3 separate regions of the Homo sapiens genome follow, and all the other regions are linked to region 3. A link is a loop called in an ENCODE intact Hi-C map of the cell type or tissue named here. Cell type or tissue: HepG2. All regions are shown on one strand. Each heading gives the region's core, and the rest is flanking DNA. Links, peaks and the distances in the headings are about the cores only. Region 1 overlaps PTPRM (protein tyrosine phosphatase receptor type M). Region 2 overlaps PTPRM (protein tyrosine phosphatase receptor type M). Region 3 overlaps PTPRM (protein tyrosine phosphatase receptor type M).

Region 1 (10,132 bases), core at 3,756-6,255, 350 kb before region 3:
GAATAAATCACTAATGAGAATCTTGATCATTTGCACATATTCAAATTGTGTGTGAATGGACCAATATATAATAAAATGGAGGGAGAGAAGTGATTGTTAAAAGTTAGACTTGGCTTGCCTTTTCCACACTGGGTTCTCTTTAGGCCAATGGACTAATCATGAGGGTTTATAAATATAATCAGTCAAGGGTTTTTGTATAACTCAGACATTATCTACACAAGGCACTCTGCCCTTTGCTTTCTGCAGTGCTCTCCTGTCCTCTTTTGGAATGGGTTTGGAATTGTTAAGATTGTTAATTAACCATTTCTGGAGGTGGACTACATGTGATTTGGATACCAGACATCAGAAATAGAATGCTAAACTTACTGGAAAAGTATTAGGATTTGGGCCTGTGATGACATTGCTTACTTATAATGATGGATTTCATTACAAAATTGTGGGTTTTTTTTTTTTTTTGGAGATAGAGTCTTGCTCTGTCGCCAGGCTGGAGTACAGTGGCACGATCTTGGCTCACTGCAACCTCCACCTCCCGGGTTCGAGCGATTCTCCTGCCTCAGCCTCCCGAGTAGCTGGAACTACAGGTGTGCACCACCACCACCGCCAGCTAATTTTTGTATTTTTAGTAGAGACGGGTTTTCACCATGTTGGCCAGGATGGTCTCAATCTCTTGACCTTGTGATCTGCCTGCCTTGGCCTCCCAAAGTGCTGGGATTACAGACATGAGCCACCGTGCCCAGGCTGAAAAATTGTTTTTTATCATTACCGTTTCTAATTTGTTAGGCAAAATAATGGAGGTTCACTTTATATCTTCTAGGTCTTTAGTGTTCACTAAAAATAACTGGTAAGATGGTATATAAGTAAGACATGAGAAAGAAAGTTAAATTATTTTACCTTTGTTGGAAATTCCCTTTTGCATGGTGAGAAACCAACGAGTTGGCAAGTTGTTCCTCTTTGACCCAATTTCTTAAAAGCCAAGTTGCAACATATATTATATAATACAATGAAGTGTTTAGTTCTACCTTATAATGGTTTTGATGTGTTAAGTTCTGCTAAGCAAGCTTTGGTTTGCAGAAATAGAAATATAGACTTAGCTCTTTGTTTCAGCTACAGTGGTATTTGAAATATATTAAATGTTAACATAACCTTGTGAATTTGGGACTCGTGGAGAAATTAATTTTTTAAAATATTTTAAGGATGTTTGTGGGAAAACAGCTGAAATCTGAATAAAGCCTGTAATTTAGTTAGTAGTGTGGTACCAATGTTAATTTCTTAGCTTTGGTAATTCTGCTCTGTGAATGTAAGATGTTAACATTAGGGGGAAGCTGGGTGAAGGGTGTACTTGCACAGTTTGTATTGTTTTTGCAAGTCTTCTATAAATCTGAAATTTTTTCAAAATACAGAATTTTAAAGCACCCTTTGCAAAGAGTGGTAATATGTTTGTTTAGCAGTTAAGTTTATTTTTTCTTTTTCAGATAACTATAGTCATAGCATTTTACATTTTCAAGGTGCTTTCGCTAGATTGAAAATTGATAATGAAGAAAATACTTCAAATTTAAATCAGTGAGCATGAAAGAAATATGCTAAGAAATTACTATAACATTCTTAGTGTTCTGTATATGTAAAGAAGAATTGCTTGAGCATAATAAATTGTTCCGATCTAGAAAATTATAGGTTTTAGTCTCTCATGTTTTCAAAGGGTTATTTTTACAGATTTTAAGAAAAGAATCTATTGACATGTAGTGATATATGGATAAGTGTGTATATAATTTTGGTAATTCAAAATGAATTTTCTTTAATGAACAAGTAATTTGAATTATGTCTTCAGATTATATAAATTCTTTATAAATGAAGCATAGCCTAGCCTTTAGATTTGGTAAAAGTTGGTTTCAGAATTTAAGCAATTCTGTGACAATTCTAGAAAAGTCAATACCTTTATTTAAATTTTTCATAATTCTCTAAGGATTGTAATATATTCTAGGAATTGTGAGGCTGTATACAGTAGAGGAACTATGTATTAGATTAAATATTGTTTTCTTTCAATTTTTGTTTTAGATTTCATTAAGTTTCTAGAATGAGCATGTATTATCTAAATATCCCAAGGCTTAGTTTTCATTTAGGGAATCAGGCATTTTAATGAGTTTTATGCTTTTCAACAGTGAAACATTTTTCTTAGGGGTTATGTCCACCATGCATTTTACTTTAGTTCTGAGATTCTTCTCTTTGAAAACCAACTTTCCTATAGTTTCACTTTTTAGTGTGCTTACTATCTTTATGAATATAACATGCATGTTAATAGGCTTATTTTATAAGCGAGGGAAGGTTTAATTATTAATGTCTTTCCAACTCACAAACATTCTAAAAAGGTACAAAATAATGTAAATCTTGCATTATAAGAGGATGTTGCTTTTTTGCTTCCTAAAATACCGCGGTGGTTTTCAGTTTAGTCATCAGAAAGCCTGAGTTGACACTGTAGCTCTGAAAAACCCAGCAGAGAAAAATAAGTTGGGCTGCCTTGGGTGGAGAGGAGGAAAGATTTAGTCACCAAGCTTCCTAGTCTGTAGTGCCCCCATCATTGGTGAGGAGGCTGGCAAGGCCAGGGCATAATTAAGGGTCTGGGAGTATGTGAGAGAAAAAGACAAAAACAGGATGAGAAGAGAAGTGTTGTGTACTCAGGTGTGGGATGTGACAAGCTCTAGAGATCTTAGCAAGGGAGGGTCACTCCCCTTGTGCCCTCTTAGCTATGAAGGAGAAACACATGGAAAGTTGAAGGAGGGCCATGAAGAGTGGCAGTTGTGCAGGTAGATCACAGTGACATCCTGCCTCAGTGACGTTAGGTGGCTCTGGGGAGGGCCTGGGAAACTGCACCAGTGTTGATGGTGAGCTAGGTTTTAATCTGTGCTTCTCAAAACCTGCTGTCCACGGGGAGCATCTGGAGGCCTCCTTTCAAAGGCTGCTTCCTGGGGCCCAGCTGTGGTGATTCTGATGTCCACGACAGAGGTCCCCCAGCATCCCTGGGTGGTCAGGGTTTGTAGCCACAGTTGAAGAAACGTTGTCCTGAAAGAGGAGGTTTTTGTTTTGTTTTGTTTTGTTTTGTTTTGTTTTTTTTGAGACAAAGTCTCGCTCTTGTCCCCCAGGCTAGAGTGCAACTGAGTGATATTGGCTCACTACAACCTCTGCCTCCCGGGTTCAAGCGATTCTCCTGCCTCAGCCTCCCGAGTGGCTGGAATTACAGGTGCCTGCCACCACGCCTGGCTAATTTTTGTATTTTTAGTAGAGACGGGGTTTCACCATGTTGGCCATGGCTGGTCTTGAACTCCTGACCTCAGGTGATCCTCCTGCTTCCACCTCCCAAAGTGCTGGGATTACAGGCATGAGCCACCACGCCTGGCCCTGAAAGAGGAGTTTTTAAAGTGTTGTCCTTGAGCCAGCAGCATCAGCATTACATTGAAAGTTGTTAGACTTGCAACCCTCTGACCCTGAATCCGCAACCCTGGGGATGAGGCCCGGCAATCTGTGTTAGAACAAGCCCCCCATGGGATTCTGATGTGACCTGAGATTGGAGAACCCTTGTTCTAAAAGAACTGAGATCTTCTGCCTGCCCTATCAGCCTCCCTTGACAAGAGCTGAAAGAGAACTGGGGGTAAAAATATCACATCCATTCATTCACTGCTTAGCCTCTTGATTAATACGGCCGGTATTACCAACATGGTGATGTGATCGTGTTGTCTCTGGCCAGACACTGGGGAAGAGACTAAATCCAGCCAGTTGTAAAACTCAAATGAATAAAAAAGTTTCCTATGTTTTTACTTACCACGATGTAACAATTAAATTTTGTTGTAATGGTTAGCCATTGGAAATTTCCCTGGGTTGATATTTTGTATAGGAGATATTTGTTGGCTTGTTATAATAAGCATGCAGCCCAGTGTGCTTATTAGAATATTTAATAGTGCTTATTAATAATTCTTATTGAAATATTTAATTCAAATAAATATTTATTGAGCACTTACATTTGTACGGCCCCTTTGTGGATGGTAATGGGCAAGGATAAAGCAGGTATAGTTACCACACTTTGAGAAGTTATTCATTTATTAAAATTTCAAAATCTACTAAAATGGAAAGAAACAGGGACTTTCTCAGGAGAGAACTGGAAGTTAGTAGATGTAAGATTTGGAATTGTAATGTGGAATTGTGAAACTTTGCCTTTGGCAATAAACTCAAATTCCAAATAGAAAGAAAATAAAGGTTTTTCGGCCAGGCGCGGTGGCTCACGCCTGTAATCCCAATACTTTGGGAGGCCGAGGCAGGTGGATCACGAGGTCAGGAGACGGAGACCATCCTGGCTAACGTGGTGAAACCCCGTTTCTACTAAAAATACAAAAAAATTAGCCGGGCGTGTTGGTGGGCGCCTGTAGTCCCAGCTACTCCGGAAGCTGAGGCAGGAGAATGGCGTGAACCCGGGAGGCGGAGCTTGCAGTGAGCCGAGATCGCGCCACTGCACTCCAGTCTGGGCGACAGAGCGAGACTCCGTCTCAAAAAACAGAAAAAAATAATGAAGATTTTTCTTGGACATTTATTTAAAGTACTGACAATGTGTATCCTAAAATTGAGCCTAATTTTTCTCTGAACCCTCAAAGACAACCATTGCATCTCTGTCATTTAACACTCCAGGTAAATAAAAATAATCATGATGTCTTTTAACAGATTGATCCTGAGCGCTTTGTAGCCGGCCTTTCTGAGAAACAGCTGAAGAGTGCTTCCCTGCTGCCGGTTGCTCCTGCTGCCATCCGCAGCTGATCACTAGGTGTAGCTGCGTCCCTTAACCCCCCTGCCTGAGCCAAGCAAGGTCCAGCCCCATCCATAGATGGCTTCCTGGACAGCTAAAGAAAGGCACGAGAGCGGACTTTCATCCGCTTACGTGTGCATCTCTAAGTCTTTATTGTAAAATTGAGTTCTTTAGTGGGAGTTGTAGTTCCACTGCTACTTGTAGTGTAGTTTGTTGAAATTCAGCACTGATCCAGAGACAACTTTAGATTCACCTGCTACAGTCTTACTCAATTTTTTCTTTTTTCTGCTGTGTCATATGTTGCTGCTAATCTACATGTAGTGGTAAAACTGGAAGAAGTAGTATATATTTGCCAACTAAGTAAAGGGTTCATGTTAACCTTTGGGGCCTTCTTGTAGTAGACCAGAAAAAGCAGTGGTGTGGATGGCTCTGTGTAGGTGTGTAACATCTTTAGGACATGGCTTGTCTGTACTTTTCTTACGTCTGCAAGGAGTGACTTCTACAGCACTGAGGGTTTAGGTATGTAATTCAAGAAGTCATGAAAATCTGCCTGGAAATCTGATTCAGCCATTTTTCCTGCTTAAAACTCAGAAGACTAATGAGTCATCAAAAACTTTATATGAAATGCAAGTGTTGGGCTTTGGGTTAGAAGTCAGGGCAGGGTGGAGAATCTGATTGAAGATGGCTGTGTGGCTTCCTTTCGAAACTGGGGCTAGCAGGGGTTGGAAATGACCTTGCAAGCTAAAAGAGCAAGGATTGCAGGACATACAGGAGAGATGAATGAGAGGAGAGGAGTCAGAGACTTGTCAAAACTGATAAGGTTTTAGCATCTCCCTCTGAAGAAAAGGCCACTGTTTAACAGAATGATTTATTTCAACATGCACCAGCCAAAGCAGAAGCAAAGCATTTACTTTTTATGGGCTGCAAAGCATAAAAGCTTATAGAGCATCAGTTTTTCAGATGGGTGAATATTCATTTTAATCTCTCTTTCTATTCAATATGCAGAAAGCAGATTTATTGCATACAATGAGAAGAGTGCATATTAGTGTGGGTTACTCTGGGAGTCTGAGGCCCCATTACTTTTCCCTGGCTTCTAGCTATGGAATCAAAATGGGCTCACAGGTAACAGGTAGGCTTTGACAGAGGGTGAGAAGGAATTGGACCACACCCTTTGTATAGTCTGTGTTTTTTTGATTTTTTTTTCTCAAGGCGTCTTGCTCTGTCATCCAGGCTGGAGTGCAGTGGCAGGATCACTGATCATGGCTCAATGTAGCTTCGACTTCCTGGGCTCAAGCAGTCCTCCCACCTCAGCCTCCTGAGCAGCTGGGTCCATAGGCACAAGCCACCATGCACGGCTAATTAAAGAAAAAAATTGATAGAGATGGGGTTTTGGTACATTGCCCAGGCTAGTCTTAAACTTCTGGGCTCAAGTAGTCTTCAGCCTCCCAAAGTGCTGGGTTTACAGATGTCAGCCACTCTGCCTGGCCCAGCCTGTTTTTGATGGATACTATTTGTTCTCTCTTCTCTGTTTGAGTAGCTTGAGGTACTTTACATCATGTAATAAGCACATGCTTAAAATGAACTTAAAATGGACTCAGTGTGATGTTCCATCTAGATATACAATTATAAGGTGGTTTAAAGCATTCCTTTTAACATACTCATAATGTGTAAAACCAGATTACTTAACAATTTTAGCATGTAGTAGTCACTCAATAAATATTTGTTGAATGAATGAAGAAACAATTTAAAGAAGCTCCCTTGGAGAAGAAAAAAATCAAATAACTTATGCTTAAGGCTGTTTTTTTTTTCCTACTTCCTATCAAGTTTGACTTAGGTATCTCCAATAACCTTAACAATAGAACCAGGCTGTGTGTTTAGTGCCTGGTGCCATTAGCAATTTATAGGTGTATAGAGACACAGTTGCTAAATTTAAAGGAAAAAGTATTACCTTTTGTTAATTAAATATATAAAAGTAAGACTGTAGTTTTATTGTGTATAATAAAAATGTATAAATCAGTTATTGCTATAAAGTAGCATTTTGATATAATACTGATCACTAAAAAATGAAATTTACTATGCAGTAGATTTATCATGACTGTACTCTAGGGGGATTTGATTTAGTCACTGGTATATTAAAGGAACCATGGTATCACCAGAAAGAAGATTCCATGACAGGGAATAATATATATTATCTCTGCTGCCTTTTATTTCTGATATAGAATGAAATGAATTATACCTACACAGAGCTCAGACAGCATCATGATAACATCAGGCTCATCTTCATTACAGCAGGCATGTTCTCGTTCCTTTTTCATTCAGTGTATCATACTCTCAAGTGATAAAACTTAATAAAAAGAGGCTACTTTGACAACAACCTCATAAACTGTGTTTTCTACTTCCTCAACTTCTGAAGTCTTGAACACCAAATGTGGTGTAAAATTTCCACCATGAGTTCAGGTCATTGGCTCTCATTGGCATTGTGTTCTGTGTGTGTGTGTGTGAGGGAGGTTCTCCCTCGTCTCTCTGTCTGTCATCATTTTCATCCCAAATGTGTGACTTTTTAAAGAGCCTCTGCTTTTCTTTCTAATCTTGCTCAGTAGGCAGGGGCCCCTGTGAGACAGCTGGTTGAGAATGCTTGGTATGTTTGGAGTGCAGCATGCTTTGTCAGAGAGGGACAGGACACAGTGGGGGTCTGAGGCTGTGACATCAGCCATGGGGATCCCTGAGCTGTTGAAAGAAGGGCAGTAGTAGCCTCTGGTTGGATCAGGTCTTCCTGGCATTGAGTTCTCCTTCTACCTCTAAGTAGCCATGAGACCTTGGGTGTGTTATTTCATTTTAAAATACCCTGCAGGATGATGATGATGATTATGATGATGATGATGATAATGATGATTTTTAGACAGGGTCTCACTCTTGTCACCCAGGCTGTAGTGCAAGTGGCATGATCATAGCTCACTGCAGCCTTGAACTCCTGGGCTCGAGCGATCCTCCCACCTCAGCCTCCTGAGTAGTTGGGAGCATAGGTGCATCACCATGCCTGGCTAATTAATTTTTTTTTTTTTTTTTTTTTGAGACGGAGTCTTGCTCTGTCGCCCAGGCTGGAGTACAATGGCGTGATCTTGGCTCACTGCAAGCTCCACCTCCCAGGTTCATGCCATTCTCCTGCCTCAGCCTCCCGAGTAGCTGGGGCTATAGGCGCCCGCCACCATGCCCGGCTAATTTTTTGTATTTTTAGTAGAGATGGGGTTTCACTGTGTTAGCCAGGATGGTCTCGATCTCCTGACCTCGTGATCCGCCCACCTTGGCCTCCCAAAGTGCTGGGATTACAGGCGTGAGCCACAGCGCCTGGCCAATTTTTTTTTTTTTTTTAAGAGACAGAGGTCTTGCTTTGTTGCCTTGGCTGGTCTCAAAACACCTGGGTTCAAGTGATCCTCCCACCTCAGCCTCCCAAAGTGCTGGGATTACAGGCGTGAGCTGCTAATGCCCAGCCTCCTTGCAGAGTTATTGCAAAGACTAAATCAGAGAACCAATGCTGTGATGTCAGGGGCCCCTGGGGTGATAGGGCTTCATGTGTAATTAGTGGTCAGAATAAGACGGGTCCATCAGTCTGTTCCCCCATCCTCATGCAGATTACAGATTTAAGCATAGGAACCCTGTGCTTTCATAAGTGAAAAAGTGTTGAATATTGGCAATTTCACATGATTCAGACTAACACATCCCCTTTCTGGGTCCAAGGCTTTGATAGTTGTGGTGCTGGGAGGTTGTATAAGTGACATAGAAGTATGTGTATGTGGTTATGTATGTCTAGATTTTATAAACAGGGCCAACATTATGTTTGAAAAGAAAAAAGCCCCCTGAAATTAGCAAAATAATCATGTTAAAATTGGCATCATGAAAAGCCAGCACTGCTCGGTGCCATGGAAGGCCCTGCATCCTGGATACCTGCATTACAGTCACCTGAAGCACTTGTTAAAAATGCAGATTCCTGGCCCCACCAGACCTACAGAGTCAGAAACTGGAAAGAAATACCTCATATGATTTTGATCTTCTTTAAAGTTGAAGAGCTACTGGAAGGAAAGTAACAGTGACTCAGAGACCCTGCCTTTGTATTGAATTTATCACATCTACTATGAGGAGTGTTAAGAAAGCATCTGAGGATTACTATTAATACATGAATTTTTACATAGCAAACTATAATTGGCCAGAGAGCATTTCTTTTATAAAGCAGAGGCTTTTCAGCATTAGAAGAGAAAATGAGTTATGAAACAATTACATTATAGAAACTTATCTGCTTCGTATATATCTTGCAACTTGGTGACCTCTAGTAAATGTGGCATCACTCTGGAATGTTTAGAATATAGTGAAAGAATAAAGACATTTTGGAGTAATCAGAACACAGATGATTTTAGATCTCTAAATTTGCCAATTTGAGCTGCATTTTGAGATGACTCATTCAGGGAAGATCATGAGACAAGATGATCTGCAAAGTATTTTGGGAAGATTATTTTCCAGCACTTAGTCCTTTACTTCATGTTCATTGAAACATGTGAACGTTGTGGAATGATTTGTCTTAGGTGCCCCATAAGGATGGACCAAAAGCTTGGTGCTTTGATTGCAGTAGTTTTAAAAAGTCTCACAAACCTCAAAATGGGCATATTGGTCTGTTAAAGCACTTGAAATTTCCACTAGCTCATCATTTTGGCCAAGGAAGAAAGGTCTTTGTCAAAATGTCGTCTCTAGGAGAGGTGGCTCATTAAGTTATCTTAAATATGACATCTCTAACTAGCTGTCACCTCGATAAGTTGACATCTTTAGATTCTCCCTTGTAAAATGACATTTGATTCAAGGATCTCTCCAATATCTTAAAGAGTATGAGGATTGTCATCAGCTTATGTCTTAGTTCAGATTAGTTTGTCAGATGGCACAGCAAAAGAGAATGAGACTTGGATCATTGGGTCATTTTTGATAGGTGAGCATGGGAGACATGTCTAGAGCACTGGGTCCCATCTGAGAGAGTGCCTGATACAGCATGAGGTTGCTTGCTAACAAGAAGTGGGTGTTGAAGGGCTGTCTGCAAGATTTTAGATGCTTTGAACATTTGCCATAGGCTTCATCTGCTAAGCTATGCACTTAGCATAAGCGAAGTTCACTCTTTCTCTCTGTACTTGAGAATGTAGCTACCATTCACAGGTGACGCCAAAGGCTCTTCAGCAACTAGACTGTTAAGGCCTGTGGCTTTCTTCTTAAATATTGATAATATACGTAAGCCTTATTTCAGGGGCTTAGCATTGATAGTCATAAGTGATAACCATATATTGAGCACTAAGTATGTGCTAAATAGTGTGCTGA
Region 2 (10,132 bases), core at 3,136-5,635, 120 kb before region 3:
TGTGGGATATTTGGATTTGGGCATCTTACAAATATGAATCTAGGTGTATCCTAAGCAATAAAGTTGTCCCAGCTACTGCAAGCCCACATTAATTGTACCTATTACTAGTATGAACATTGGAAACATTAAATCCCCCCCTTCAGTTGATAGCACTTACGTTAAATAGCCAGGTGAGCGCCAAAGCATACACTAAATCTATTACAGCGCTGCCCAATGTCATTTTTGGTCATGGTGGAAATATTAACAGCCATGCATTGCTTAACCACAGGGATATGTTCTGAGAAATGACTGAAAATATGTTTATCAGTCTTTTGTTTATAAATTCATGTTTTTCCTCCAATGCAATGGAACCTTGTGCATGATACTGGGGGCAATGGTAAGCTCTTACTACTCTAAAGGGAGTGGCTGAGGGCAAGGTCAGATGCATCAGAGAATATAGTAAATAAGTTTCAAAGTGTATTTGTAGCCATCACATGCAATACAAAATAACAGAAAGCAAGTTGTCTTATTAATTTAAGGCACCCAGTTTGACAGGTTGGAGTATCATGTAATGGACAAATCAAATAATTGAATAAGAATTTTCAAAGAAGTAATCCAAATCTTAGTTATCCAATTTAAAGGTTACAGTTGGTCATATAGTCATGTGTCTTTTAATAGCAGGGATACATTCTGAGAAATGCATTGTTCAGGCAGTTCTATCCTTGTGCAAAGATGATAAAGTGTACTTACACAAACCTAGATAGTAGAGCCTATAAGACATGTTGGCTGTATGGTATACCCTATTGCTCCTGGGTTACAAACCTGTACAGCATGTTACTGTACTGAATACTGTAGGTAATTGCAACACAATGATAAGTATTAACGTATCTAAACATATGATGGCATAGAAGACTTAGAAAATATGGCATGCAAGATAAAAACGGCACAGCTGTATAGGGCACTTACAATGAATGGAGCTTGCAGGATTGGAAGTTGCTCTGGATGGGTCAGTGAGTGAGTGGTGAGTGAATGGGAAGGTCTAGGACATTACTTGACACTACTGTGGATTTTATAAACACTGTGCACTTAGGCTGCATTAAATTTATTTAAAAATATTTTCTTCAATAATAAATTAACCTTAGCCTACTGTACTGTTATTTTATAAATTTATAATTTTTAAAAAAACTTTGACTTTTGTAATAACACTTAGCTTAAAACACAAACATACAGCTGTATAAAAATATTTTCTTTATATACTTATTCTATAAGCCTTTTTCAATTTTTAAAAATTTATTGATTTTTTTCTTTACTTTTTAAACATTTTTGTTAAAAAGTAAGACCAAACATCTTACCCTAGGCCTAGAATTGGTCACTGATATATCACTGTCTTCAACCTCCACATCTTGTCCCACTCACTGGAAGGTCTTCAGAGGCAGTAACATGCATAGAGCTGTCATCTCCTAGGATAACAGTGCCTTCTTCTGGACACCTCCCGATGGACCTACCTGAGGCTGTTTCACTTTTTTTTTCATATGTAGAAGGAGTACACTCTAAAATAACAACAAAAGTATAGTATAGCAAATTCATAAACCAGTAACATAGTCATTTATTACCTTTATCAAGTATTATGTACTGTACATGATGCATGTTCTGTATTTTTACATGACTCGCAGCACGGAAGGCTTTTTACACTAGCAGCAACACTAACACATGAGCACTGCGTTGCACTATGATAGGATGACTGTAGTGTCACTAGGCGATAGGAATTTTTCAGCTCCCTTAAAGTCTTATGGGACCATCCTTGTACATGTAGTCCATCATTGGCTGAAATGCTGTTGTGTGGTGCATGATTGTATATTTGTGCTGTCCAGTATGGTAGCCACTAGGTGCATATGACCATTGAACATGAAACCTGGCTAGCATCACTGAGGAACTGAAGTTTTAATTAATAAATTTTAAATTTAGATAGGCAGATGTAGCTAGTGCTTACTATATTGGAGAGTATAGTGGAGAAAGTACATTTAGAAATATCCTATGTCCTTCCTTCTCTTAGGGATAGCAGCCTTTGGGCAGAAGAACTTTCTCCTTCTCCCCTCTCCCTTCTCTGAGGTTCTCACCGACCTTTTCCAGTTTGCCGCAGCTGCTAAGCTTCACTTGCCACTTGTTTCCTGAGGATCATCACCTTGGGCAGTCCACTCAGCCTGTTTCACCTTCTGACTCTGTTTGCTCAGGGTCCCGCTGCTGCCTCCTGTGTCCCTAAAGAAAGGAGTAAATGTGCTCTCTCTTTCCAAGGGGCCACTACTGGGTCAGGGAATTGTTTTATTTATTTCACCCAGTAAATGATTTCAGAGCTTTCAAAGTTAAGGGCAGAGGACGGTAAAGATGATGCCACATCACCTAGGCAAGGTTGTTGGAACTCCAGAGGGTTGGATGGGGTTTGTTCATGGAGGATTACCACTGAGACATGGGGACAGAGGGGAGCCCTGGTGACAGAGGACACCAGATACTCGTTGGCATCAGCATTTAAGGGAAATGTAGTTTATTTCTGCCCTGTTTTCTGATACTTTAATATGACAGCCCACTGCCGTTATTACAAATGTGTAGTATTTAACGCTGTATTGCAATTTGGAAAGACTCCTAGATAAATCTGAACAAGCGATTATGTCACTTTGGAATCCGATTTCCTAGTAAATTGATTTTTTTCCTGCAATAAGAAAGCTAGTATATTTCATTTCTACAGAAAGTATGACATCTTTTTATTGATTCTTTGATTCAGTCATTGATAACATCATTCACTCAACAAATGATTATTGAAAAACTGTTATGTTTCATGCACTCTGCTGTGTAGAATATACTCAAATGTAAAAAAACTCAGGGAAGTTACAGTTTACTGGGGATATAGACAAATAATTCTAATTGTATAATGGCAGTTAGAATTATGGGATGTCAATGCTGGGTAATACAGAGTGTTACGGAAGCATGGAAGAGGGGAACCTAACATGGGTGGTCATACAATGCTTCAGAAAGGGGGTAGTATCCAATCTGAGACCACCAGAACTGTAAGCATTTATGGTGGGAGGATGGGGAAAGGAAGAATGTTCTAGATAAATATATTGGCAGGTTATTGCTGTTGTAACAAGTTACCACACACTTTGTAGCTTATATTAAGAAAAAACTTCTTATCTTACTGTTCTAGAGACTAGAAACCCCCAAATGCATCTCACTGGGCTAAACTCAGGAGGTTGGCAGGGCTGCATTGCTTCTGGAGGCTCTCAGGGAGAGTCAGTTTCCTTACTTTTTCCAGCTTACAAAGGCTGCTTGCTGTCCTTGGGTTGTGCTTCTTTATCTTCAAAGCCAGGAGCTGGACATCTTTAAATCCCTAACCCTAGCCTCTTGCCTTGTTCTTCCACTTGTAAGGACTCTTGTGATTATGTGGAGCCCACCTGGATAATCTCCCCATCTCCAGGTCAGCTGCTGAGCAACTTTAATTCCCTCTTTCCATGTAATTTAACATCCTCATGCATTCTGGGGATTAAGACACGGACATCATTGGGGCTGCTATTATTCTGCATACTACAGCAGACAAAAGAACAAAGTATGTATGTAGAGCTGAAATAAATTTAGCATGGCTGAAGGTTAGCCCATGGGGAAGGAGATGAGAAGAGAAGGGGCTGAAGAAGGAAGCCAGGTAAAAATGTGATTGAATTTCATTCTAAGGAAAATGAGGGGCTGTTAAAGAATGATATTAATGTAATTAGATTTGAGTTATTGAAAACTTCCTCTACCTGCATTTGGAGGCTCTTCACGGACAACACATGCCTACTTCACTGACTATAAATTGAAGCTAATTAACTTAGAATTATCGGAGCTTAACCCGAAATCTGAGATAGTAAAGAAAAAAAAGAATGTCTGTATGTGTAGGCAGAAGATCAAAAAAGCAATTCTGAAAAGAATTTGATTACAGGCTGTTCAAGATATTGATCAATATTTGGATGAAGACTCTTTCATCTGGTGAATACCCAGGTGAGCCTAAACTTACACAAGAGGATTTACTGGTTTATGTAAGTGAAAATTCCAAAGGTACTCCCTTAGGTATAGCAGAGTCCAGAGGCTCAAATGATGCCATTGCTGCTCTCCTCTGCATTGACTTCATCATCGGTTGGGGTGGACTCTTCCCTTGTGGAGCTAAGATGTCAGCAACAGCTGTGGGCTGTTACCCTCCTGGATCACACACCCCAACACTGAGGGGGGTGGGCTGGCAGTAGTTCAAGTAGAAGTCCTGGAGTTGAGTCTCACTAGACCACCTTGAGTTGTGTGTTCATTTCTGAGCCAGTCACTGTGGCCAGGGAGATGTGATCTTGGGCAGGCCGGAGTTAATAGTTGACTACCCTGCTATTCAGGCAACTCCGAAAGCTTGCTTCTGTAAATAGCAGTATGTTTTGAGAGCCGGGCTCTGAGCTTTGTAACCAAAATTCAATTAAAACTGTTTAAATGGGGCCACTGTGTAAATTTCTTTGTCATATGTTATTAGTATGGATCTAAAAACCTATCATATTATTGCTGTTCTCTGATTGTTCTCTACAGATGGGCCTGGATTTGAAATCTTAAGATGTACATGTCTATGTTCTGTCAAATTTTCATTTAAAATCAGCACAAAGGCTTTTGGTAATTGACATCATTTGCCTGACTTCGAAAGTGGAAATATTTAATTAAACTTTATATAATAATGAAAGAAAATCATGCTTTTATTTTAGATCACTTTCTTCCCTTGAGCAACTGACTGTCTCTTTCAGTCTTTGTCAGCAGATTTAATCTCACTTCCAGTAAATGCTTTTCCATCACATTATCTTCATTAAAATACAGATGTTCATTAGAATCATCCCATGTTCTTTAGACATTGAGTACGTAATGACATTCTGCTCCCAGCATTTCTGTCATTTGTGCCTTAATGTTTGTAAATGGGGCATCTCTTTTCTTTTAAGGGTACAATTTCAGATTGAGCCAATGGAAAATATATTCGAGTGTGGTTATTTCCCTGATTGGCTTTATTTATGTTAAAAGTGACAGAAGCACTTGAAGTCACTCTTCGTCTTTATCCTCTTCTTCTCAGAGGTGCTGCTGTTTACTACTCAGCCTTCACCAACACATCTCTGCAGATGACTTGAAGCACATCTCCAAACCTGACACATTTTTCTACTTCCATTTCCAGCTTTGTTTTTCACATAACAGTTTTGTGAACTTAACATCTCTTAAACCGCCCTCATTATCTCTGATGTCTCTGCTGTGCTGACATCCCACGTTCACACTCTCACCACAGCTCATCATTTCTTCTCTAGCAGTTTCTACCCATTTCTTTCCAGAATGATTGCTACCAACTATTTAGTGCCTTATAAGATTTCTGAACCTCTTCAATAACCTGCTGTGCTTCTGTTTATGAGCTCTTTCACTTCCATCTTGGTACAACTGAGATAAAAAAACTTTCTAAAACACTATTAAAGCTTGAAGCGTTTTGAGAGTTGAGCTTTATATTCCCACTCCTTCTTTTGACAGTAGGTTGAGAAGCAATTTTTCTCAAGTATTAACCCTTGGTGATTGTATTATTTACTCAATACTTACTTGTTCTGTGTGCAGCTGTCTTATCTTTTAGTCTGGACTGTAACTTCTTGGAGGGCAGAAGACATGGTTTATACTTTCCTGTACGAAGTGTATACAGAACTGAGTACTAATCTTTATAAAAGGTAAATGCTTAGTAAATTTACTATGAAGATGATAAAAGGGAGTTTTGAGGTTGAGGAGGCTGTCTTTTTTTCAGAATGGCAGAATCAGTTAAAATGGATAGCACCCTTCAATCCTAAATCAAAGACTAGAAAAACATACCATATTTGTAATGTTAAAAGTATTTTAAGAATACGTACTCAAGCTTAAAATCAAGAAAGGGAATTCTTCAGGTGTCAGAAATGAAGAGGGAGGCCACAGCATTGAATGGCAAGGGGAATAACTTGAGAAGATCTGTGTAGTGGGGTCTACAGTTTTAAGCAGAGGCTGCAGGCTGCCAGCCTAGTGGCATACCAGAAGTGGGCTGAGACTTGGGCAGGGCACTCCCACTGGACATACTCTGAACTGAACCCACAGTGGAAACTGGGCCCTAGCTTTCCCTTTTCTGTTTGATGAGCCAAATTTTCATTGTGTGGAAGAACCAAGCTCAGGAACTAATGTCAAATTTGGTCTGCAAATTCAGACACCCCATATGACCTCATCAGGGATGTCTCCACAACCCAGGTTACTCAAGGGACTTCCACGAGGATAAAGGATTCTGAATTATTATGAGCTCACAGACAAATATTGCAAGCATATTAGAAAATCCACTGGGTGATAGCTAGTCAGCAGACACAGAAACAAGATTAATCAATTACAGATAATAAACACTAAAGGACCACAACCTGCAAGGAACAATAAGGGCATTAAAATTAATCACAGACTAATTTGGGGAAAGGGGAGTCTACAAATTAAAATATAGCAATGAAAAATTTTAAAAAATCAATTGACTGATTTATGAGCAAAAAGGGCATCATTGTCTTGGAAAGATGGAGCCACAACCACATTCTGTATTATTTTGTGCAGTGCAGTGCTGGGCTGTGGCCAGAGACTCTGGCCGCTCTGTGGAGCGCAGGCACTGCTGGTGGTAAGGACATTCTTCATTTATTTTCCCCCTTTCTCTTTAAATTTAGATGACCTTATTTTAGTTGCCTTTGTAATGTGGAGGTGAATTTATAATCTTTGTTTACAAAGAACAGGGTAATACACCAGCTGGTAAGATGATGCAAAAGCCTAAAATTGTGCTAGTGATGGAAGGGAGAACCTATGGGAAGAAGGTTGCTTTTTGGAAGACAAAACTTTGTTTTCTTTTTCTTTTTCCCATTTTCCCTGACTGCATTGTGTTCTGTGCCAGAGGTTTGTGGCCCTCTGCCTTTCCCACCTCCCTTTGGGGTAGCTACAGGTAGTATCTCCTTCATCTGTGGCACCTGGGCAGTGCTTTTTTTGAGAGTCTTGCTTTGGGCAGTGGTGCTCATCATGAAATAAGCAATTTTCATTTTGTATCCTAGATTTTTCTCCTATGCTAGACCTGGGTCTGCTTCCAAGTGTTCACGCTTTTTCACGGATTTCAGTTTTCAAAGTTGGAAGTGTTGAATGTGTTTTCTTGTAGTGCTGATATAGAGTAGATTTGTGATGAGATGTTTACTACCATGTCTCTTCCAGGAAAGACTCTTCTTACACTGCCATGGAACATGGTCAGCAAATACAGAAGGCAGAAACAGTAAACTTCCTGTAAGCTAACTTGACTAAAGTTTATTAAAATGCAGGATATTCAGCTGTTCTTTGACACTTTAGTGGTTGCTTTAAATTAAAAACAGCTGATACGCATAGGTTTTTAAGAAGCTTGTTCTTGCCCCATCCACAAGTTCTTCTATTTATCCAACCCCCACCACCTCCCGCCCATGTTGTGTGTCCCACAATAAGGGATTTCTGGATGTCTAATTAAAGTTACTTAAATATCAAAAAGGCAGCTAGAAAAGAAGGTGTGTCTGTGCCACTCATGTGATTGCCTGCATTTCTTTTTGTTGTTGTTGTCATCTAAGTGATTTTTGGAAGCCCCCAAGTGAAAAAACAAGTGCACCACTCTGTTGAGAAATGAAAGATAAACATAGCATAATTGGCTAAGACTAGGATCATGACGTGATGTGTGCCTGTGTCGTATTGCTGACGTTTATGTGGTTGAAGAATTACATCTAAGTAATATTTGAATATATGCGATTTTTGACTTCATAATAATTGACGCAGTGTGGGTAGAGTCTATGTAATGTTACCGTTGGTTAAATGGGTGTAGGTTTTGCCCCCCATAATTTACCCTGCAGGTACAAACATAACCTTTTATTTTTTACTCCTCGGATTCGTGGCTCTTTTTTTCTCACTCCAGAGATAAAGTAGCATATCTTTCCTGCTGTCCAAGGAAGACGAGTGTTCCTGTGTCCCTGCGTCTTATGCATATTCATAACACACTGAACCCTGGTGGTTGTGAGCGATGGATGGAGCTTCAGGGATTGTATTATAGGCAGTCTCCAAACCGTGTGTTTGCCAATATTTCTTTGTTCATCTCTATTTCATCAAATCTGTGAACTAGAAACAAGATTGACAGCATGGAATTCAATTTTCCCTTTCCGTGTTTTCTGGCACTCCCTTGGATAATTAGAGCCATGTGATGAAGTGGTGCAGACGGAGGTGGAGGTGGCTGAGGGCACAGAGGAGAAGCAGGGTGGGGGTGCTGGTCTAGGAGGCCCCCCTCCATCCATGTAGAGGCGAGTTAGATTTGGTCTTAACAGTGGGGAAAATAGAACTTATTTACTGTGAGATTCCACCCAGTAATTTCTGGGATGAAATCTGTGTCTTCTTAATTTAAATGGATGAACCTCACTGCATGTGGAAAACATAGCCTGCCTTTCTTACAGAAACTCTGCCTTTGTGAGGATTAAAGCAAAGAGTTGTCCTAATTTTTAATTCTTCACTGGATTCAAGTCATAGGAAATGAGCCTGAATTTGGTGACATACTTCAGATTTTTTTCTGTTGTGCTCAATCTTATTGTTTGACAAAGGACTGAGGTTGAACTGTTGAAGTTACATATGCAAAATCAAAAGATCTCAGCTAATCTTGAGGAAAGTTTTTGATGGGTTGGATAGGAAGTTAAACTCTAAATATAAGAAATGACAAATGTGTTAGAATAGAGAACATTTTATTAGCTTATTGGTATTATAACTGTCTCCTGAGTTTCCTTCAATGTGTGACTCTAATATTCTATAATATTCAACGTGAATTTGCAGTGAGTATAAGATGTTCACATCTGATTTGTAGCACATTCCTCATTGGAAGAAACATAAGCAATACAGACTTCCAGATTTTAACAACAACAGTAATAACAGCTGCTGATTATGGAGTACCTGCTCTAAGTCAGACGCCCTGGGAGGTTTTCCCCATGAATTTAATTCTCAGCAGTCATTACCCACATGTGACAGTTAAGGACCCTGAGACTTGAGGAGGCTAAGGATTCAATCTCAGTCCCTGGAGCTGGTGGGTGTTCCCATGAGGCTTCTAGCCTGGCTTTCTCTCTCATCAGCCCCCTTCATCACCTGGTGTTTTCCAGGATGCCGGTAGGAGGCGGCAGGCAAGAGAGTGAAGCTCTCTCTCCAGGGCTTGGCCGAATTGCTCTGCTTCTCTGTGCTCTATTTTCCATCTGCAAATAACAGCACCTAGCTCATGAGTAGGGCTCCATGAGTTAGTTCAGGAAGCGAGATTTAAAGGGTCACCAGGCACACAGGAAGCCCTCAGCAAGTTCACGGTCATGTAGGTTTCCCTTTCCTACCCCTTCCATGGTCAGCTGCTGGGACCGCTCTTCTCCCCTAGACCACCGCACTCACACCCCTTCTTCTCCAGCCCAGGTGCACTGTCATGTGTTGCCCTTTCCAAGACAGGGTGCAGGGGAGGGGATAACTCTGCCTCTGTAGCTCCTCGGTCCTCCACGTGGCCACTGCCCCTCCTGTGTTACCATGACCTCTCCTCCTGGCCTCAGCTCCTGGCCTGAGGGCCCAGCGCCTCCTTTCTCTGCATTTCCTACCGTAAGCTCATCCTCTGCCCCAACACCCACCCTGTTGTGATTAAATGCTCTGGATACCTGAGCCCCTTTCGGTGTTACAGTGATGTTTTACTAGATCCCTTCCTGTGATGTTTATCTTCCCTTTGAGTTTAAGATGATAAGGGGAGGGTGATGGTAGACTAGGGAGGAAAGAATGAGAGGATTAAAAAGGGTTGGGAACAGAAGACACAAGTGCCTTAAGGGATAGGAACTATAAAATTCTGAAGAAAACCTCTAGGTGTGTTCCTGTTTCAGGGAATATCTGCAATATTACATTCTTTGACAACAGATTGTCCAGAGAGAGTGATTATTCCTGAGCTTCTGTGGGACTTGGTGAGTTTGGAATAATAGGAGGCAGGTGGAACCTGGAGGTGGGGTTGGGGGAGAGGCAATGAGAGAGCCAGCTGGAATCAGAAATACCCAGCTTAGGGATCTGCAGTAGCCAAACACCCCTCGCACCTACCCGCTGC
Region 3 (10,132 bases), core at 4,708-7,207:
GAACAAAACTGCACTTGGATCCCTTAAATCCATTAAGATACAAAACTTTAAAAGAAAGTGATATTCCAAAACTGGGCGTACCATAGATGAACACACCTTTAGCAGAACCAGCGACAATTCTCATATTCACATTATTTTTTTAACTCTTATAACGTTTGCTGATAGAGTGTATGCATTTTATAACTTTCTCAAGAAAGATTATAGAAGTTAGTACTTATTGTATTTTTTAGAATAAACAGCAGAAATATACTTCTTACAGTTCTGGAGCCTGGAAGTCTGAGATCAGGGTGCCAACACGGTCAGGTTATGGTGAGGACCCTCTTCTGGGTTGCAGACTTCCATCTTTTTTGTTGTGTCCTCACATGGCAGACAGAGGGGGAAAGAGCTGAGTCCTTTTCTTTTTTAAAAAAAATGTTATTTTATTTTAAATAATAAAAACAAAAAATAAATCGACACATAATTGTACATACCTATGAGGTATAGAGTGATATTTTGAAACATGTATACAATGTATAATGATCAAGTCAGGATTAATTAGCTTATCACCTCAAACATTTATCATTTTTTTGTGCTGGGAACATTCCATATCCTCTCTTCTATTAATAGGTATTTGCAAATATACCAGAAATTATTGTTAATTATAGTCACCCTACAGTACTGTAAAACACTGTAACTTTATTAATACTTATATCTAACTGTAATTTTGTTTTCATTAGCCAACATGTTGTCCCTCTACGCCCTACCTTTCCTATCCCTTAGTAACCACTCTTGACTTCTGAGATCAACTTTATGATCTCTCTTACATGAGTGAGAATGTGGTATTTGTCCTTCTGTGCCTGGCTTTTATCACTTAACATCATGTATGTACTCTAGGCACATCCATGCTGCAGCAAATGACAAGGTACTTTTGAAAAGGTGGTGAAAAAGCTCCTTCATACCCTGATGGTAAAAATGTGAATTGTTATAAGCTTTTATGGAAAGCAGTTTGACAATTTATGTCAAATGTCTTTTAAAATGTGTGTTTTAAAAATTATCTTTGGCCAGGTGCGGTGGCTCACGCCTGTAATCCCAGCACTTTGGGAGGCCAAGGCAGGCGGATCACGAGGTCAGGAGATCGTGACCATCCTGGCTAACATAGTGAAACCCCATCTCTACTAAAAATACAAAAAACAATTAGCCAGGCGTGGTGGCAGGCGCCTGTAGTCCCAGCTACTCAGGAGGCTGAGGCAGGAGAATGGCGTGAACCTGGGAGGCGGAGGTTGCAGTGAGCCCAGCTCGCGCCACTGTACTCCAGCCTGGGCGACAGAGTGAGACTCTGTCTAAAAAAATATATACTTTTTTATTGATACATAATATAAGTGCATATTTGGGGGTACATGTGATAATTTAATACATGTATACAATTTGTAAAAATGGAAGCAGTGTAACTGGGATATCCATCACCTTAACTATTGTCTTTATGCTAGAAAAATTTGAATTGTTACTATCTTCTAGATATTTTGAAATATACAGTAGATTTTGCAAACTGTGGTCACCCTGTTGATCTTCAAGCACTAAGTTTTATTTCTAATAAGTGTATATTTGTACCCATTAATCAACTGCTCTTAATTCTGCACCCCCACTCCCCCTATCCATCCCAGCCTTTGGTAACCATTAATCTACTCTCTATCTTCATGAGATCCACTATTTTAGCTCCAACATAAGAGTGAGAATATGTTCTATTTGTTTTTCTGTGCTTGGCTTATTTCACTTAACATAAGGCCTTCCAGTACCATCCTTGTTGCTGCAAATGACAGGATTTCATGCTTTTTTGTGGCTGAATAATATTCCATAATGTAATATGAGATATTGTGTTCTTGTGTGTTTGTGTGTGTGTGTGTGTGTGTGTGTGTATGTGTATTACATTTTCTTTATTTACTTATTTATTGATGGACACTTAGGATGACTCCATATTTTGGCAATTATGAATAGTGCTGCAATAAACATAGGAGTGCAGATATCTTTTTGATATATTGATTTCCTTTCTTTTGGATATATACCAAGTAGTGGAATTGCTGGATCTTATGGTAGTTCTATGTTTAGTTTTTGAGAAACCTCAATGCAGTTTTTCATAGGGGCTGTACTAATTTATATTCCCACCAACACTGTACAAGGGTTCCCCTTTCTCCACATGCTCACCAGTATCCGTTACTCCCTGTCATTTTGATAAAAGCCATCATAAGTGGAGTAATGTGATAGCTCATTTTTGTTTTGACTTGCATTTCTCTGATGATTAGTGAGGTTGAACATTTTTTTTCCTGTACCTGTTGGCAATTTTCATGTCTTATGAGAAAATTAATTAGAGGCTCTTACTTAACAACAGAATGGGTCAAGCAGAGGAAAGAATCAGTGAATCTGAAGACAGCTACTTGAATGTCCAGTTTTAAATTGGACTATTTGTATTTTTGCTTGAGTTATTTGAGCTTCTTGTATATTCTGATGATTAGTCCTCTGTCAAATGGATAGTTTGCAAGTATTTTCTCCCATTCCATGGGCTCCCTTCACTTTGTTGATTGTTTCCTTTGCTGTGTAGAAGCTTTTTAGCTTAATGTAGTCCCATTTGTCTGTTTTTGTTTTGGTTGCTCTTGAGGTCTTACACAAAAATTCTTTGCCCAGACCAATGTTCTGGAATGTTTCACCAGTGTTTTCTTTTAGTAGTTTCATAGCTTCAGGTCCTAGATTTAAATCTTTGGGTCTATTTTGATTTGACTTCTGTAGATGTCGAAACAGAGGAGGCTAGTTTCCTTTTTCTGCATATTGTTCTCCTGTTTTCCCAGCAGCAGTTATTGAAGAGACTGTCCTTTCTTCGTTGTATACTCTTAGCACCTTTGTCAAAGACAAGTTGGCTACAAATGCGTAGATTTATTACTGGGTTCTCTGTTCTGTTGCATTGATCTATGTGTCTGTTTTTATGCTGGTACCATGCTGTTTTGGTTACTAAAGCTTTATACTACATTTTGAAATCAGGTAGTATATGATGCCTCCAGCTTTTTTCTTTTTGCTCAGGCTTGCTTTGGCTATTTGGAATATTTTCTGGTTCCATATAAATTTTAGCATTATATTTTCTATTTCTGTTAAGAATGGCATTGATATTTTGATAGGGATTCCATTGAATTTGTAATTTTTGAGTAGTATTGTCATTTTAAAAATTATTGAAACAAATCATAACAGAAATACAACATACCTAAACCTATGGGATTTTCCTCTTAATTTCTTCGATTGGTTGTTCACTAGCATGTTTTTAAATTTCCACGTATTTGCGTATTTACTGAGGTTCCTTTTGTTACTGATTTCTAGTTTTATTCCATTGAGGTCAGAAAAGATACTTCATATTATTTCTACTTTTTTAAATTTGTTGAGACCTGTTTTCTGGCCTAAGATATGTTCTGTTCTGGATAATTTTGTATGTACTAATGAAAAGAAAGTGTATTCCATAGCATTTGGGTGAAATGTTCTATAGACGTCAGTTATGACTATTTGGTGTAGCGTGTAGTTTAACTTTAATGTTTCTTTGTTGACTTTCTGTCTGAATGATTGGTCTGTTGATGTTCCCTGCTATGACTGTATTACAGTTTATCTCTCTCTTTAGATCTATGTTTGCTTTATATACTTGGGAGCTCTGGTGTTGGGTGTATAATATTTATAATTGTTTTATCCTCTTAACCAATCCCTTTATCATTATATAATTACCATTTTTGTTTTTACAGTCTTTGATTTGCACCCTATTTTATCTGAAATAAACATAGATACTCCTCCTCTTTTTTTGTTTTCCAGTTAGATGGAGTATCTTTTTCTACCCACTTCACTTTGTCTTACCTATGTGAGTGCCTTTATAGTTGAGGTGGATTTCTTGTAGGAAGAATTTAATTGTGTCTTGGTTTTTTATATGTTCAGCCTCTCTATGCCTTTTAATTGGATAATTTGCTCCATTTACATTCAATGTCATTATTAAGTAAAGACTTACTACTGCCATTTTGTTGCTTAATTTCTGGTTGTTTTGTAGCTCTTCTCTTTCTTCCTTTCTTACTACTTTGTAGTTAAATGATTTTCTCTGGTCACGTGTTTTAATTTGTTGTTTTTCATATGTAATGAATCTATTATAGGTTTTTGCATTGTTGTTACAATTAGGCTTATAAAACATATCTTATAGATATAAGTTATCTTAAAGAGATGACAACTTATCTTTGATGACAAATAAAAGGACAGAAAAATGAAAAAAATGCTTTTATGCTTTAACTCCATCCCCCTCACATTTTGAATTTATGTTGTTTCAGTTTGCGTGTTTTTATACGGCCTATCTCTTAACAGGTTACCATACCTATTACTGTTTTTGATAGATTTGTCTTTTGGGCTTCACAATACTTACGAATAGATTGCACACCACAGCTGCAGTGTTAGAATATTCTGGATTTGTCTGTATATTAATATTATCCGTGGGTTTTATATACTTTTACATGTTTTCTTGTTGCACATTAGTGTTTTTTTCCTTTCAGATTGAAGAATTCCCTTTAGCCTTTCTTGTAAGATAGATCTAATAGTGATGAATTTTCTCAACTTTTGTTTGTCTGGGAAAGACTTTATCTGACCTTTATTTTTCTGTGGATAGCTTTAGTGGCTGCAGTATTCTTGGATGGCAATTTAAAAAAAATTTCCACACTTTGAAAATGTCTTCTTATACACTCCTGTTTTCATTGAGTTCTGTTGCCATATGAACCCTGATTCCTTTATATGTTATTTGCTTCTTTTCTCTTGCTACTTTTAGGATACTCTCTTTGTCTTTGACCTTTGAGAGTCTAATCATTATATCTTTTGGGGTAGCCTTATTTGAGTTGAATCTGTTTGGTGTTCTCTGAACTTTCTGTCCCTGGATATTTATCTCTTTCATGTTTTGGAAAGTTTTCTGTAATAGGTAAGCTTTTTGCCCCTTGCTGTTGCTCAACTACCTCTTGAGCACCAATAATTCTTAAATTTGATATTTTGAGGTATTTTTCAGTATTTTGTAGATAATCTTTTTCCTTTTCATTTTTTTCTTTTTGCCTCTCTGGCTGTAAATTTTCAAATAGCTGTCTTCAAATTCACTGATTGTTTCCTCTGCTTGACCCATTCTGTTGTTAAGAGCCTCTAATGAATTTTTTTTTTTTTTTTTGAGACAGAGTCTTGCTCTGTCGCCCAGGCTGGAGTGCAGTGGCGCAACCTTGGCTCACTGCAAGCTTTGCCTCCCGGGTACATGCCATTCTCCTGCCTCAGCCTCCTGAGTAGCCGGGACTACAGGCGCCTGCCACCACGCCCATCTAATTTTTTGTATTTTTAATAGAGACAGGGTTTCACTGTGTTAGCCAGGATGGTCTCTAACTCCTGGCCTCATGATCTGCCCTCCTCGGCCTCTCAAAGTGCTGGGATTACAGGCGTGAGCCACCGCACCCGGCCTCTAATGAATTTTTTAATTCAGCAAATGTATTTCTTAGTTTCAAGATTTCTGTTTTTTTTTGTTTGTTTGTTTCTCTGATAAGTTTCTGAATTGCTTTTCTGTGGCTTCTTAGAGATCAGTGAATTTCCTTAAAATGGCTATTTTGAGTTTTTGGTTATAAAGTTTACATATCACCATCTTGTTCAAGTCAGTCACTGGTTCCTTGCTTTGTCCATTTGTAGAAGCTGTGGTTCCTCATTTGTTTTTGTTTCTTGTGGATGTATGTCTATGTCTTTGCATTGAAGGGTTGGTTATTTATTCCAGTCTTCCCAGTCTGGCTTGTTTTGTTTTTTATTGGACATTTTTGCTTAGAGCTTCTTTGTAATTTACCTGTTGATTTCCCTTTTTTTCCTCTGCTAGGTTACTGCCTAATTTTTGGCACTAGATGACACCTTAAGCCAAAGTTTGCCTCAGTTATGGTAAACAATGAGAGTGCTACTTTCCCTGAATTTGAGAGGTCCCAAAAGGGATATACCAGTAGTGTGGGAAGGCTGGCTAAGGGTTTGTGCAGAAAGGATGAACAATTCTCCTACAGTGAGGTGCTGCTTAACAGCCACTCTGATTTGGCATCCCTTTGGCCAAGTTACAGAGAAAGTTTCTAATGCTGGGGTGGCAGTCCTGCTGCCCCGTACCTTTTTCTCTGTCCTTAGGGATATTTCTCCCTTCAGGCACTTTCGATGTTTCCATTGGGTTGGGGAAGGGACAGATTTCCTGCCAGGCAATCCACAATAGTGGGGAAATTGTTTACCCACTTTGACCTCATTTTTTCCAATGTAGAAATTATGAGTCAGAGGAAATTTTCCGGTTACTTTCTGCTGGGCAGATTGGGGGTTGGGGTTTCACAGATATTGAAGTCTGGTTTTCTTCCCTCTGCTCAGAAATTTTTCATGTCTCTGGCTCCTGGAATAGTCTCATCCTCATATTTGAGTTCTTGGGTATTGCTGGTGATAATCTCTGTGCTGTATATTTATTTATTTTTTGTGGGAGTGAGTGAAGCCAACTTGCTTCTATGCCACCATTTCAGAACTGGCAAAAATGCATGTATTTTTTAATTAGTAATTTCTAATAGTTTAACTTATAAAAAAAAGGTTTTAATTATGAAAACTTTTATCTTAGCATTATATGTAGTGGAAACAAACCTCAGTGTTCAATAATGGGGGATGTTTCCGTAAACTTGTTTATGTATGATATGTATTAGGGTTTCTTAACCTTGGTGCTATTGAGATTTTGGCACCCGCTAATTTTTTGTTGTGGGGGCTATCCTGCACATTTTAGCAGTGTCTCTAGCCTCTGCTTTCTGGGTGCCAATAGCACTGCCTTTTAGTAGCATAATTCTGCTGCGAGACACCAGGAGTCATTACTGAAAATATTTAACAACCCTTCAGCACAGGCTCAGAACTGACCAGCTTAACTGAGCGGGGTAAAATTTAGAATAGTGGCCGCAAGTGCAATACCCCTTTAACCCAAGTTATCCTGAGAAATGGCTACATACCCAGACACCTTGTGTTAGAGACCTAGCTTGCTGTAGTAACCTGTAGCTGGGGGAGAGCAGGATTAGGTGTCTGGGAAATCCACTGGAGAGACCAGCACCAGGGAGAGAACCTGTTGTTCTGAGTGTGCCAGATAACTTCAGCCTTTAACACTCCACAGGGAGATGGAAGGCGGCGGGGGTTGGTCAACATGTGGAATGAGGCTTCAAGGCATTGTCCTGAGATATTATTGGAAGGAAAACTTTTCCTTTTCTGATTTGGGTCCAGTGGTTGGGGACCTGCAGATTAACTGACAAGAGACAGATTAATTGAAGAAAAGACAAAGTTTATTTTCACAGGACAGAGTTCCCAGCAATGGAAAACCCACTAAATAACCAGAGATAAAGGTTTATATTCCAAATTTAACAAAAGATTGGGGAGTGGTTTTAGGGCTTCAGTGGGAAAATGTAGAAAGTTCTATCAGGCTTTTTGATGGTAATGGCAACAGGCAGTTTGTCTACCTGGGAGCTGAATTAGACAACTCCCTTACAGGGGAGTTAATGGCAACTATTTTTTCTGGGAAAGCTCTGTTTTAGTCAACTACTTGAAGTTCAGATAAGATTTCTTTCTGCATCTTCTTTTGCTCAAATGTTTTCACTTTAAAATAATCTGTATACCAACTCTGGGGATCTGAATGGGTCCCCGTATTTTCCCTATGTAGAAGTTCCTTCAAAAAAAGAAAGTGGGTTGATTGCTGCGCAGAGACATTTGTGTTATAAATTGCAAGGTAAGAGATCTATAAAAGAGAGCGAATTTAGATTAGAACAAGGAAACAAAAAGAAACCAAAGAATAATGGTTGGAGCAAACTATAAACTCAGATTCTGAGTCCAGAAGGCAGCCAGTTGTGATTTCCGGGTGTTGGATTTGAAGCGTCTTCAGTGATGATAGTAGTGTCACAGCCACGGTTACTCCCTGGAGCAGAATGTGGAAGAGGCAGGTATTCCAGTGGGCTTTCTGAGTGGCCCACACAGTGGTGGTGATTAATCTTTTGAAGTTTTATCAAGTCATCCAGCTTCAGCTTGCACAGCTTTGGGAGTATGCTTAGAATTATTTCATTGGGGAATTTTTTTTAATGTTTCCAGTTAATGACACATGTACTAAAATAGATTTATTAGAAGAAATTTGTTTAAATTTCCTTGACAAGAAACAGCTTTTGGCTTCTAATATATTCCTATTAATTGAGTTAAATCTTAAAATTCTTAGTGAACTCTATTCATGTTGGGGACTTGTGGTGTAGGTAAACCTAAAATTATAATGATTATAAAGTTTTTTATATGGTAACATTTCATTAGTATCAGATGAGAGTGAGAGAGTAGAATTCTACAGAAATTGAAATCTAAAATGAACAGTCTTTAAGGATAGGTGTGTGGTTTTAATAATTGTAAGTAATATGAATTTAATGATGATAATGAGTATCTGGTGTGTGTGAGGCAATAACATCAAGTTCTGTTGCATCAAGTGCTGTGGCCGTTGTGATATGAGAAGGCCTAACCACAAGGTGAGCGAATCTACAGAAGCTTCATGGAAGGAACAGCATTTGAGAAATGCCTTGAAAATTCCCGCAGGCAGACCCAGGGGAGCCACTGCAAGTGGGATGAAGAGATAAGGAAAGGCACAGATGGTGGGAAGACTGGGGAGAGGCACTGTGGCTTCGTAAACCGAGCCTGGTGTTTGGAACTGGATATACTGGAGTTTGTTCTTTTTCTTACACTTACTAGCCAAGTACCCATAAGTGTTCCCCATCTTGGAAATGGAGAAAATATCTCCCTCACAGAACATTTGTGAGTACTCAATGGAAAAGTTTCTGGCACATAAGTACCCAATAAAGGTTACCTTGTTCCATTTTCTAAAAACAATGGGTCTTTGACTTTTTCAGGAACAAAGACTAAAAGAGAAATTCATTTAGGGACTTTTTACAGAGATCTTTTAAAAACACATAATTATGTTATTCTTGAGCAAGGGGTAATTTGATTAAGTCAGTGAAAAGCAGAGATCATAGAGTTGTATGTTAATATATTAGTATTAAGAAACAATGGTCCATGGTTATATTGCTTTGTTGGAAGTTATTTAGAACATTTTGCATGCTGAGCATCATGAATACTTTGTCTGAATTATTAGTGGCCTCCAAATTAATAATGGGGCTTTCCTGTGTGTTTTTGACATTAAATTAAGTTTTTCTTTGTTCTTTGTTCTGAAGTAGTAACTCAACTTCCATTCCTAATTACGTTCTGCCCAGGCTAATATGAGCACTAGTTTGTAATCTTTTGCTACCCAGTAGTGGGGCACCCTTTTTTGAAGCTGCCTAGACATGGCTAAAGACACATTTGCAGTGGGGAAAAGCTGGCAAGGCGTGACAGATGCATTCTGGTTATTATCCAGATTTATCTGTCTCTCCCAGAAAGTATGATCATCCCCTTTGCTTCCCACCTCTTCTGTGGGAAGCACTCTGCTGTGCCCACCCTTCCCGCTTTGTTACTCTTTCACTCTATCATTGTTATAATAAGGAAATGTTTTCCTAAAAGTAGAATTTTCATAAAATTTAAGTCCTGACTTACCGTCCTGGTTCCTGGACACCTGTTTTCAGTGTGATGCAGAAATTGGCCTGTGCTTCTCATACCAAATAGAATAATCCTTTATTTAAACAGCTGTCCCATATGGACAATGTACATTACGAGACAATGGTGTTCACCATTTGGAATCCTTCTTTGTTCTTGAATTAGAAATAAGAATCAGCAAACATTGCCATGCTATGGCAGTCTCAGCATCATTTCACAGAGTGTGTCTAAAGGAGTAGTATTTTTGGTAGCTGAAAAATATTACATAAGTAATGCTGCATACCAGTTAGTTGTATTAAAATATATATTATGTACAGCTGTGTACTTGGCTTGAAAAGCTTCCTTGACAACATCATTTAACTTCTTACTGTTCTTTTCATGTTGCTGGTATAAATATCTAATATGTTTTTGTTCAAAACATCAATTAGGTTTCAGTATAATCTTTATTAATACAGATCTGTTATTACAAGAAGACTGCCGAGCTATGATAATTTGCACAGCAGGAACAATAAAATATCTCCTTTCTGTTTCATTCTATTCC

Evidence for each region. A loop is a pair of places that touch in the nucleus more often than their neighbours do. Peaks named below come from ENCODE experiments on the same cell type or tissue, not always from the same donor. Only the 100,000 strongest peaks of a DNase experiment are listed, where the experiment ranks them.
Region 1: a loop joins it to region 3, with 5 times the contacts of the local background. A loop is called at or near these places in 4 of 110 quality-filtered maps.
Region 2: it touches region 3 in a loop (2.7-fold over the local background); 4 of 110 quality-filtered maps call a loop at or near these places.

What each region holds. Positions count from the first base shown.
Region 1 is chr18:7,570,501-7,580,632 of GRCh38, forward strand. The region is part of intron 1 of PTPRM (protein tyrosine phosphatase receptor type M); the gene reads left to right. Among named protein-coding and RNA genes, the nearest start is that of PTPRM, 8.3 kb to the left of the region's middle. RefSeq lists an enhancer at 7,197-7,953. In HepG2, for the core only: a CTCF peak has its summit at 4,811 (motif pointing right); a DNase peak (open chromatin) is centred at 4,831; H3K4me3 peaks cover 1,201 bases.
Region 2 is chr18:7,800,026-7,810,157 of GRCh38, forward strand. The region is part of intron 2 of PTPRM (protein tyrosine phosphatase receptor type M); the gene reads left to right. Among named protein-coding and RNA genes, the nearest start is that of PTPRM, 240 kb to the left of the region's middle. In HepG2, for the core only: no CTCF peak of the experiment used is centred there; DNase peaks (open chromatin) are centred at 4,116 and 4,346; H3K4me3 peaks cover 414 bases.
Region 3 is chr18:7,916,214-7,926,345 of GRCh38, forward strand. All of the region lies in intron 4 of PTPRM (protein tyrosine phosphatase receptor type M), which reads left to right. Among named protein-coding and RNA genes, the nearest start is that of PTPRM, 350 kb to the left of the region's middle. In HepG2, for the core only: no CTCF peak of the experiment used is centred there; a DNase peak (open chromatin) is centred at 6,268; H3K4me3 peaks cover 368 bases.